Linked DNA regions of Mus musculus: region 1 is linked to region 2. The links are chromatin loops, found by intact Hi-C in ENCODE. Cell type or tissue: gastrocnemius. All regions are shown on one strand. Links, peaks and the distances in the headings refer to the core of each region. The heading gives the core; the rest is flanking DNA.

The links. A loop is a pair of places that touch in the nucleus more often than their neighbours do. Peaks named below come from ENCODE experiments on the same cell type or tissue, not always from the same donor. Only the 100,000 strongest peaks of a DNase experiment are listed, where the experiment ranks them.
Region 1: a loop joins it to region 2, with 4 times the contacts of the local background. A loop is called at or near these places in 9 of 42 quality-filtered maps.

The regions. Positions count from the first base shown.
Region 1 is chr1:138,702,384-138,705,196 of GRCm38, forward strand. It overlaps the pseudogene Gm8790. Among named protein-coding and RNA genes, the nearest start is that of Gm5833, 22 kb to the left of the region's middle. In gastrocnemius, for the core only: a CTCF peak has its summit at 1,135 (motif pointing left); no DNase peak of the experiment used is centred there.
Region 2 is chr1:138,326,817-138,329,629 of GRCm38, forward strand. No RefSeq gene overlaps it. Among named protein-coding and RNA genes, the nearest start is that of Atp6v1g3, 54 kb to the left of the region's middle. In gastrocnemius, for the core only: a CTCF peak has its summit at 1,614 (motif pointing right); no DNase peak of the experiment used is centred there; H3K4me3 peaks cover 229 bases.

The sequences.
Region 1 (2,813 bases), core at 87-2,586, 380 kb after region 2:
TGTTCGATCCTTCTTGAAGAAAAAGCAAATCTCTCCCTCTCCCTCTCCCTCTCCCTCTCCCTCTCCCTCTCCCTCTCCCTCTCCCTCTCCCTCTCCCTCTCCCTCTCCCTCTCCCTCTCCCTCTCCCTCTCCCTCTCCCTCTCCCTCTCCCTCTCCCTCATCCCTCATCCCTCATCCCTCTCCCTCATCCCTCATCCCTCTCCCTCATCCCTCATCCCTCTCCCTCATCCCTCATCCCTCATCCCTCATCCCTCTCCCTCCTCCCTCCTCCCTCCTCCCTCTCCCTCTCCCTCTCCCTCTCCCTCATCCCTCATCCCTCTCTTTCCATCCCTCCCTCCCACACCTTCTCCTTTTCTCTCTTTTTCTCTCAACAAAACTGTAACACCCTGGCAAGATTACATTTCTTGATCTAGTCACAAGGCTATTATTTGCTCTACAAAAATTCATTGACCTGTATATTTATATTTGAACACTTTTATATGTCTGTACTCTGTTTAAATTATTATTGGGAATCTTTGAGGTGTGCTTGCTCCTTTATTCTATTTGAATGGTTTCCTTCTAAAACATGGCTAAGGGCTCCAGGTTTAGGAAGGCAGGCTGGAGACATGCTGTCACCTCTGCTCGCTCAGAGGCTACCATCAAAGTCTAAAAATATTTTTCAAGGAGTGAAGACAGAAGAGGCATGGGAAAGAGGTAGGGGGCCAGAAAAGTTCATGTCTGTAGTGGAAAAAAGTCAAGAAAAGTTTTCTCCTAAACCCATAGCATTATTCTTTCCAGAGGGGTCCTGAAGAGCACTAGCGCAGAGGCAGCTTCCGCAAAAAGAAGTTGATGGACCGATGATAAGTGAATTCACTGTGGCTTTGGGCTGTGGTGAGATCCAAGCCCCTGTTGCTTTTGGTGTAGCTTAGATGGCTTTGCTTCCACCCATCCAGCCTCAGCGTTCAGAAGAATAAGAAGCTGAAGATTTTAGTTCTCAATGTGAAAAATGAAACTTGCTTTTTTTTCTTGCAGGATTCTTTAAGATATTTTGGAACCTAAAGGAGAAGCAGAGAAGAGCCAAGGATAACAAACCATTGGTCACCGAGGACATTAATTAGAAGATAAAGCAGCTCCATCCAGTGGTAAAGAACACTAACGCATTCCGCCTCAGTAAAGCGCTTCTTTCTATAACAAGGAAGGCTTCTATGGGCCTGGAAAATTCTGTCTTCTAGAGCCAGCTCTCCTGTTTGAGGAAGCAGCATGCCAAGAAAACAGAATGATACAACTTCTGAAGGAATTCACAACAAACACATACTATAAATCTTAATATATGTAATATATACACATATATACATATATATACATATGTATATGAACGCAAAATATGGACTCTAATCACTTAATAAAAACTGTCAATGTAAACATGGTATGGGAAGAAAACATATTCATAGAACACAAGGAAAAAGTACAGGTATGTAATTAGAATGTTCACATTGGCAAAAAATAATAACAAAGAGCAAAAATAACAATGTTACACGAAAACAACTGAAGAACATAGCAGAAAGTAATGGGCTTGGAAGAAAAAAAGGAAAAATTCTAGGTGACAACGAATCTAAGTGCCGAACTGAGAAAATCAGACAACAGACAGACACAAACTGGGCTGCAGGGACTGGGGACAGTTGCATCAAGAAACACAATTTCACAATAATAGAGCTAGGTTCACATTCCATGCACAGATAGAGAAAGAAAGATTTTTTGCACATGTGCACAGCAATCAGAACTCAGGCTCTATAAACAATGAGGCTTTTGAGAAAGCTATCTTGTCAGTGAGCAGCTTGAAAAATATCCTTTACTTGCTTGTGTGTGTATGGAGGAAATTTGTCTTCACTTACAATTCTATCTTAGAGGAATAACAGGTTAAAGGCATGGGACAAAATGAAATTAGAATTTTTGGTATTTGGTAACACGCTCTTTGTGCCAAGAGATTATCTAAAAACTGTCCAAATCCCAGTCTCACTATATTGGGGCACCCATGCAGAAGCAAGTCTAAAATTATTTTATATTAGTCCTTCTACAAACAGAAGCTGAGAACTGTTATAACAAAGGTACAATGTTCTGAAGATGAGCTCACAACAACAACAACAATAAAAATAGAAAACAGATGAAAATGATTTGAGCATAAGTCAGAACCAGAAGATACAATAAAAAGTGTGGGAATCTGAAGAGACTAAGATAAATCCATCACAAAATAATTTTCTTTAACTAGAAAAGGATATAGAAACCACAAACTCTTACATCCATAAAGTGTGAAAAATTAAACCAAATATAAAATCTAAAAATAAAAAATACAGTGAAATATAAAAAATCTCCAATTGAAACATAAGCCAGAATAGATTGGGTAATCAAAACACAAGACATAGTTAAAGAGATAATTAGTAAAGTGGAAGTTAGACCTCAGAAAAGTACCTGAATAGAACAAAGAAATATACAGAGATGGAGAACAATAGATGACATTGTCAGACATTCAGGCAGAATATGGATATCTAATGTGTACTTAAGAGGAGATTCAGAAAAAGAACACAGAGAAAGAGGAAGACCGACAAGAAAATATCCTGACTATGGATTTTTTTTTAATTAATGAGGTTTTCTAAAGAGCCAGCATTAAAAAGAGATAAACGAAAGGAAATTCATATCTTAACTAATTTTACATAAACCCCAGGACATCAGAAGCAAGGACAATCTTAAAATCAATCAAGGCAAAGAATAGATATCCATAAAAATCAGTGAAGAAAGTAAAGCGACTCCAAGACCTTGAAGTGATATATTTATGCTCA
Region 2 (2,813 bases), core at 226-2,725:
AGCAGCCAGGCAGGGCTGTCAGCGTGAGCCTCATCATTTCTGTCACCAAGCTTGAGCCACGAGGCACTGTGATTGCTTACCAATAAGGCCTGAAGAGCTCAAAGTGCAGGTAGATTAAGTCATAAATAGTTCAGTTTTAAGCCAGCTTTCCCATCCACGGAAATGTGAGTCTGGGGTAGGGAGGGGGAAGGAACAGATTTCATCAGAGGGTAGTCATGCTCAGAACATTTATAATGAGAAAGCTGCTTGTGACTAGATGAATGGTCCACAGGGCATAAACCAAAAATGTTACCTATCTTTCATCATATTACAACGTGTGCTAATTACTTGTTGCAAGTTATTTATAAAATACAAATTTGTACAGCTAACAATGTTTAAAAAACAATTAGCAAAGTGAACCAGCATGGATAAGAAAAAAATTTAAAAACTGGATCGTATAGGATTTGTTGTAACCAAAAACAAAGTCACTCCTATAATAAATCACCTGTCTGAATTTTTATCAACTCGACGGCAATTTTTATTCACAGTTTACTTACTAACAGTCTGTTTAGAGTTGCTTCATTAAAGCTAGGTTGTTGCCAAAAGTGGCAAACAGTTTTGCATTCTGTAGGGAACTGGGACTGTATGGGTTAAAAGGCTTGATTTAAACTTTGCATAAAGCATGTGTCTGTGGCAGACACCCTGAGTCACCTTGGGGTGTTTCTTCCTTTCGCCCCGTTTGCCCATTTCCCATCCTGTCTATTTTTCTTCCTGTCTCTTATCCAAGCCTGCAAAACTCCACCAGGAGGGAACGAGTGAGTGCAGTGCTGTGGAAGTTCTGAGACAGAATCAGCTCTGCCACTCACTGTAAAGCGGGACGCCAGAGCCATCTCAGTGTGGCCGGAAGTGGATTAACAGTGCCTTCAACTCCTCGGTGTATGAAGAAACAGAAAATATTGCCATATCCAGTTCTAAAATTACAACTATTCCACAGGCTGTGCCTTCATCAAAAACGCTTCTGTGTGTATTTTCCTCAACAACTGCAAATCCGTTTCTAGATATACGAGTCCAGTTTTTATGCAAGGATTGAGGGCAACCACGGTTGAAACAGTCAGACTTGAGGCTTGCTTGCTTGCGGAAATAAAGTATCTTTGCTATCTGTGAGTTGTGTTTTGCTGCTCAGTGAACAGTTTGGGCTTTGTATCTTCCTTCCCTAATACCCAAATACTGTTTCAGAAACACAAAGTAAGATGGCGCCCCTGCTCAGGTCTTATTTTCGCTTCCTCTAGTTTCTGCTGGGAAGAAGTTTGCTTCGTCTTAAGTTGCCACGTTGTCATTCGCCGTCCACAGTAGTTGGCTTTATCTGAGATACATTTGTCCTTATACTGGGAAAAAGCATCACTGTTTCTGATTGTGATTTGAGCTATGTTTCCAAGCTAAACTGTAATCAACAATTTCACTCAGTAGTGTGGTGTCCTATCAAAACATAAATATCAAATTAACTGTGAGTAGTAGCTCCAAACCAAACCGGATCAGCCAAGTGAACCTTTCAAACAACTCAGATAAGATTGGTTTTTGCAGCCGGATGGAGTATTAAAATTTTCTCCTTCGTTTGTGCGGACAATCCTATTTTGAACACTAGATGGCGATATGAACTCGCTGAATTTGGAACCCGACCAGCCTATCCATAATTTCAAAGAGAAAAAAAGATGAGGATTTTCCTTAACTGATTTGATAGTCTGACACGGGGTGTTAGGAAGTGGATTTATATGATGTAACAGCTATTTCATTAAGCTTCTGTGAGAAAGAACGCATCCTCTTCTGGCAGGAAAAACGCGTCTGCTTCTAAAACACCAGCCAGGGAAATCGGGAGGCTTCATACAGAGGGAGGAGAGGGGAATGGCAGATAGGCTTGCTGGCCAATTTGACTGCTTCAAAACTGACTTAAATATTTTTCTTGACTACTTGACAGTCAAAATGGTGAAGGCAGTTTGTTTGTGTCAACACAGGGTGTATTTTGTGTGCCACAAAGTGAATGTCTATATTGCTAGACTTCCTGCCTGCCTCTTTTGTAGCGTAGCTATTTGGTCAAGTTGGTTAGGGCAGTCTACTACTACTGAAACCACAGTCACTGTGGGAATAAGTTCTGCTCTGTGGGAAAGCCTGTCCTCGATTTTAGCCAGTCATTGGACAAGTGCCTGATCTATAGATACTCCTGTGCATGGAAGTCCAGATGATCAAAAAAGGAACATCTTTGCAGGAAGGGAAAACAAAACAAAACAAAACAAAACAAAACAAAACAAAACAAAACAGTAAGAATCGCATAGTACATATCCCATGAATGGCAAATCCTGTGTGTCACTTCTCTAGAAAGGACTCAAGTAAATACTTTAAAAACTCAACTCTCTTGATGAGCACAGCCATATTCTTTGTCCCTAGAACCAGGTATATTCTGCACACAACTGCTTCAAACTGAAAGAGAAAGGAGGGAAAAATAGTTGGAATCCCACCAACCTCACAACATAGTCACAAAGACCAACAGGCAAACAAACATCAAGGAGTGCGCTAACTACTGCAAGGAAGAGATTTACACCCAAACTGCAAAGGAAGTGAATAAGAGTCGGTGTTTAAGGCCAGTCACTGAATTAAGATTCAAGCAATGGCATGAAATCAGCTCTAAGGTATGTCCAAAGGCATTCCAGATGATAAAGTAACAGTCTAAGAAACCAACAAATTACAGAGTGGGTGTTTAAGAATACCTGTCCCCATGCCAGGAATGTGGTCTCTATGGTGGCACATGCCACGAGCTATGTGGATGAGAGGGGTGGTCAAAA